Regions from separate parts of the Homo sapiens genome. Here region 1 is linked to region 2. The links are chromatin loops, found by intact Hi-C in ENCODE. Cell type or tissue: GM12878. All regions are shown on one strand. Each heading gives the region's core, and the rest is flanking DNA. Links, peaks and the distances in the headings are about the cores only.

Region 1 (2,918 bases), core at 163-2,662, 690 kb after region 2:
GAGAGAAGCCCCATTGCTGCAATTGGAATAGCCCTGGCCTAGCAGGGCTATTCCTTGTCCCATTGCAGATCATTATTTTCACTATACCTCATAAAATTAGCGTTTTTAAATGTTACTAAATGGTATTTATACTTATTTTTAATACTGTGTAATGTTTCATCCAGTAGTTAGGTATACCTTAAATATCTAATCACTATTTTATCATCTGTTCAACATTTAATTTTTTCAATTTTTGAGAATTACAAATGCTACAAAGAATATTTTTGCAAATGGCTCTTTTTTTTTCTTTTTTTCGGGGGTTGTGGGTGGTACCAAACTATTTAAAGAAAGGGTACAAATGAAAGAACTTATGTGTATGTTTTGGTATATGTGTTTCCCCCGCCCCCACCACCAAATTATTCTCTTAGAGTTATTCTCACTAGTGCTCTTACTAAGTCAAAGTCTAGAAAAATTTTTAAGTCCTTTTCATTTTGTTTTTTTTAAAGGGGTATGCCAATTTATAATGTCAATACTGAGTGTTGCTATTTTAAAATTTTAGTCTAACTTTATATAATACATTTTTAAGTACTTTCTTGATTTTTTTCTTTTGATTTTCTCAGTTCCAGCCCTGTCACATTCAGTGCCTCTGCTGTCACATTACTTGACCTAACCAGCCCCTGTCAAAGCAAGAAAGTTGCTGGGTTTTGCTGGTAACCCATCCCACTTAACCAAAAGGGCCCAGAAGTTTTTCTTCCTAGGATAAAAGCAGGACACTTCTTGTGGAAAATACAACCAATATGGTTTGAATAAGGGTTGCTGGACGCTGTTTTCCTATTGACAAATCCTTCTGTTCTGCAGGTACACAGGGGTGGGATGGCTGGAGGATGGGGAAGGGAGAGGATCCAAAGGCACTAAGAACTGTCTTGGCCTTTCTACAATAAATTTCCCAGCATGACACAGAAGCACAGTTACACACTTGCACACACACCACTGAGCCTCCCAAGTGTTGAAATACTACATCCAGGCATATATTAAACTAACAAATTTAAAAAGAAACTACCATGTCCAGCAATACTCTAATCATCCAAAGTAGTAATAGTAAAGGTAACTGATGCTAATGTCTATTAATGCCCCAAAACATTTAAAAACTCAAGAAGAAAAAGAAATCTACCCTGATAAATATGAATATATGTTTTTAATTTATGCTTTTCTTTATTTTTAATTTATGCTTTTCTTGAAAAATTATTGTCTTCCAATGATTAATTCTTTTGAGTCAGGGTGATGTATGGTTTTGCCCTGAAACTTTCTTTCTAAAAGAAATCCCTAGTCTCAGTTTGCTTTCTAAACAAATGACAGGAGAAACCATAGGAAAATGTAATTCAAAATCAAAAAGGCTCATAAGTTTCACTTTCTGAAAAAGTTGCCAGCACCTGGATATATAAAATTATACTATTTCTACAAACACAATCCTTGAATTGGAAGCTGGCCCAGATTTCTACTTCCCCAGATTCCTACATTCCCTGTGCAACCCTCTTCAATCCTGGGCTTGGTGTCTTTTTGGCTTTTCACCAGTATTCAAAACGTTCCCCTAGTTCAGGCTCTGCAGCCAGCTGTCCAGGAGGCTCCCTGATGGTTGCATTAACATCCTGGGGCAATACTGCCGTCGTGTGGGCATGTAAAATGCTGCAGGTTCATCCCAAAGTGAAGTTGCATTTTCCCAACTACAGGCACAAATGAGTCTTCTCTCTGCTCTTTCACTTCTAGGTTAATGGGACTCCTGGGTGACTGAAGATGTCAAGAGGGTTTTGGGTAGACAATTTGTAGTGCCTGTTTGTCCTGTCTCTGAGATCTTGAATAAACTTTGGGAACCTATTGGGTGAGAGTTGTTGGAAATGTAAATTTACAAGATGCATTCTTAATATATCAGACCTAATTAAAAATTTTGCCAATAAAACAATGTGGCAACCCTGTACCATGTGTGATGGCATGCTTGTGACTTGATTTATCCTTGTAAAAATGACTTTACTGGATATGTGGTCACCAGACCTAATGGCCTCTGTGATTTAATTTTTTAAATATGGGAAATATCTTTGCTGCCGAAACTCACTAACATCTTTTTGAACTTTACGGGAATTGATGTTTCCAGCTGAAAGATGGATTTAGAGTTTGGGACAGAAAACACAGTGATGCTAAAAACCAAAAGTTATTTGGAAAAAACATTTGAATCAGCACCGAAATGATGTAGTTTAGCAAAAACATTAACAATAAAACATTACCTTTCTTGTCATAAGACTATTTTCTTTTTTACAAACAGCTTATAAACTTTCTCTGTGATGAACCTTCGTATACAGTTCAGCTGAAGACTATAAGCCTGTTAGAGTCCCTTGGGAAGAAGAAACCTATGCATCTAGGTTGTTCCTAAAAAAGCTGTTGTTCAACTAAGACATGCTGTCCTTACAGTGCTGTCACCGCCAGAAATAATCTTTAATTCTGTCTTCTTGGTGTGAATTCTCAACTAGTAAAACTCTATATTGAAATGCAAATTAGCTCTTCCGAGTACAAGCTTGTAAAAATGTCAAAACACCTCACAAAAATTCTAATTGCCACATAATTAGGTATCTAAACAAAAGTTCTATGCTGATATTTTAATTTTGCTTCATTGCAATAATGTACATTCAATAATGGGCCCAACTAGGACAAGGTGATAAGTTAGGGAAGAAAGTAGCTAATAGCACCAAATAAGGATGCCCCTGAACCCAGAGCCTGGCAGAAAATAGAATGGACTTCCAGAGAAACATCATGGGGCCTAGGGAAATAAACACCGCTTAGGGAGAATTAGATTAGCCAGAGTACAACAAACTTCCATTACAAGCTGGAATTTCTTTTAGAAGGAATACATGAAAGTGTGTCTTTATAAAGAGGTGGTATCCTGGAGTGAG
Region 2 (2,918 bases), core at 219-2,718:
AGCCAGGGCAACACAGTGAGACCTCCTCTCTCTCTCTCACACACACACACACGCACACGCACACACACATGAAGGGGTGGAATGAGCCATGAGCCACGTGAAGTGGCCAGAAGGGAGGAGAGCTCCAGATAGAGAGAATAGTGTCTCCTAGGTATAGGGGAAAAGTGCCGTTTTAAGAACTTAAAGAATTTCTGTGTGGCTGTACCATGTGGGGAGACAGGTGGTGAGACAAAGCTGGAGAGTTTGGCAGGGGCTCAACAGCGGAGAGGTTTGGTCTTCATCCAAATAGCAACCAGAAGCCATTGCAAGGTTTTGGAAAGGGGAGTGACACGATCAGATTTGCTTTTTACAAAGAATGCTTTGCGTGGGTGGGAGAAAGGATGGAGGCTCTAGTCACCCAGGAGAGAGACAAGGTGGTCTGAGTATGTGTTGGAGGTTGAGAAAAAAGCAGGAAGATTCTGGGAGACAGAACTAAGGTGCCATTTTGTTCTCCTGGAAGAGAGAACAAGTTCTGTCAGAGGCTGAGAGCTATGGCTGGTAGGGGAAGGTAGAACAGGGATGGTGCGACAGTGACCAGGCACAGAGTGTCTCCAGAGTCACACAGTTCCTGCGGGTCAAGGCCTATAGGCATATCCACCCAGGAAAAAAAATCAGGAAACCCTGTGGCAAACGTCCGGGGTTGAGCAAGTTTCTGAAGGCAAGCAAAAGTGTGAGAGCAGAACATTGTGAAGACAGGCAGTTGGCAAAAGTCAGGTACTGGCCACCTAGACATGAGATGACCTTGAAGCTGATGCATGATTCTGGTCAGCAGGGTTTTCTGAGCACTCTGTGAGGGTAGGAGTATCCTGCAGAGTGGTGGCCTCCCAGAGAGGACAGGTACCCGCAGGTAAGTGAAGGCTCCCATCAGTTCTGCCAACTCTGCCTTCAGGATGCAGAAGTAGATCAGACATGGCTCCTCAGAGGTGACTCAGGCATGCCAACAGGACAAAAAAAGCAATACTCTCCAAGAAGGGGATATAATATGTTCCATTGTCCCAAAGTATTTGTTCACAGAATGCCTTTTCTATGGAGCATCTCATGGAATGTGAAGTGAGTTCTGTTGAACTCAGTTTGGCAAGTGTGCACTTGGTTAATTGCCATTATGGAAGTGTGTATGAATTATGGAGGACCACAAGATAAGGTACAGCCAAGCATACCCTGGGAGGTCAGGGAAGGCTTCCAGAAGTGATGGTATTTCAGCTGCTACTTGAAAGGCCTGACAAGGCAGCAACTGGGGGGAAGTTCAGAAAGAGGAGAAGACTCTTCGGAGGGTAGAGCTAGTACTATAGTAAACTCAGTGGGACTAGCACACTGCATATTACATAGGACTTCAATGTTTCACCATGACGAGAATCACCACTGTGGATAAAAGGGTTTTGGGCCCTTGCAGCAGGTGTGGTTCTGAAAGATAACTTCTGAGTAAGGACTGAAGGAGAAATATGGAAGGATGCAGATAGGATGAGTCCATGGGAACTGGATAACGGCTGGCAGCAAGGAATTCTCAAGTCCTTGCCGCAGTAGTGGGAGAAGGAACATCACCTAAGTTGGGCCTGTTTGGGTTTGAGGTTTGGTTTTTGATTGGTTGAATGAATGGTTTATTGGTATTCTGTAGAAACAGATTAACGTGAATTTGTTCACGGCTTTTCAGACTTGGAATAGCTAAGTTCCTCATTAGGGGATTTATTCTTCACTAAAATGCGGCCAGATGCTGTGCTATAATAATAAAGTGACCATAAGAGGGCGCCAAAGACAAAAGTATGTTGCTGTTTTCGGCAGAATAACTTCAACAGAACACTGAAAATAGGACATAAAAGGAAAGGCAGAGATCTGAAGGGGGCAAGGAAGAAAAAGAAGACAGGATGAACTCACCAGCAGAGGGTTACAGATTTGTTTATCGTCTTGGTAGCAAAGTATTAAAATTACAGAGCAAAACAAAATCTACCCACTTTTCAACTAGTCTGCTTTAGAAAGGGACTTAAGAAAATGTATTCTGAAGTACAGTTTGTGTTTTGCCTCCAGACCCTGAAAGCGTTTGTGGGTGAATAGTCCCCTTCCTCTTTCTCCAGGCTCTAAGTGAAGTGAAGATAATCCCTTCAGTTTTCACTCCTCGGAGTGCAGGTCAGAAAGGGCTAAAATAGGCAGGACATTTCTTCTGGCAGTCTCATCCTTGGTTGCTTCTAGGGGAAAGATGAAATTCGATTTCATTGTACTTAAAATGTCCGAGTCAACTTAAACAGAAATACTTGTTTTTTGTTTTCCAAATGAATGAAGCCAGTTTGGAGCTCCTCTGCTTTTCTTTCTGCAATGCTAATATATCCTTTTGTATACCCAATACCCATGACTTGAAAGAGCTTTAATAGAGTCACATGATTTTGAGACTTCTTCACATTGTTTAGAAATACTCATTTGAATGGTAGAAAATTAAATCTTTTTGCCCCTTCCTTTCCTATATTTTATATTTACAAACAGCTAAAACGCTAAGCTTCTTTAAAATAAATGAATTTCAAAGAATTCTGTGATCCATAATAGACTATTTGGAATTATTATTAAATAACAGAAATTTATCTTGAATTTTGTTTAAACCCAGGAGCATAAAGTAAGAATTGTTCTTTTAAGGAAACAGAGCTCTTTCTATGTGGTGCAAAATCTCCCAGTGACAGCTGAAGAATTCAGCTTATAAATAATCATCCATAGGAAAGTGCAAAGGGCCCCTAAAACCTTGGGGTGGCCAGTCTTCCCTGGACACTTAAAAAACTCAAAATAGATTCACCAGAAAGTATAAAATCATCTCTCAGAATAGGAGCTTGTCTGCCTCACTAATCATACATACTGTATATATTATATATTTTTCTTTTCTTTTTTATTTCTTTTTGGTGAGA

Evidence for each region. A loop is a pair of places that touch in the nucleus more often than their neighbours do. Peaks named below come from ENCODE experiments on the same cell type or tissue, not always from the same donor. Only the 100,000 strongest peaks of a DNase experiment are listed, where the experiment ranks them.
Region 1: it touches region 2 in a loop (4-fold over the local background); 17 of 110 quality-filtered maps call a loop at or near these places.

Annotation. Positions count from the first base shown.
Region 1 is chr3:137,791,195-137,794,112 of GRCh38, forward strand. No RefSeq gene overlaps it. Among named protein-coding and RNA genes, the nearest start is that of LINC01210, 21 kb to the left of the region's middle. In GM12878, for the core only: a CTCF peak has its summit at 1,644; a DNase peak (open chromatin) is centred at 1,664.
Region 2 is chr3:137,103,689-137,106,606 of GRCh38, forward strand. No RefSeq gene overlaps it. Among named protein-coding and RNA genes, the nearest start is that of IL20RB-AS1, 120 kb to the left of the region's middle. In GM12878, for the core only: a CTCF peak has its summit at 1,771 (motif pointing right); a DNase peak (open chromatin) is centred at 1,753.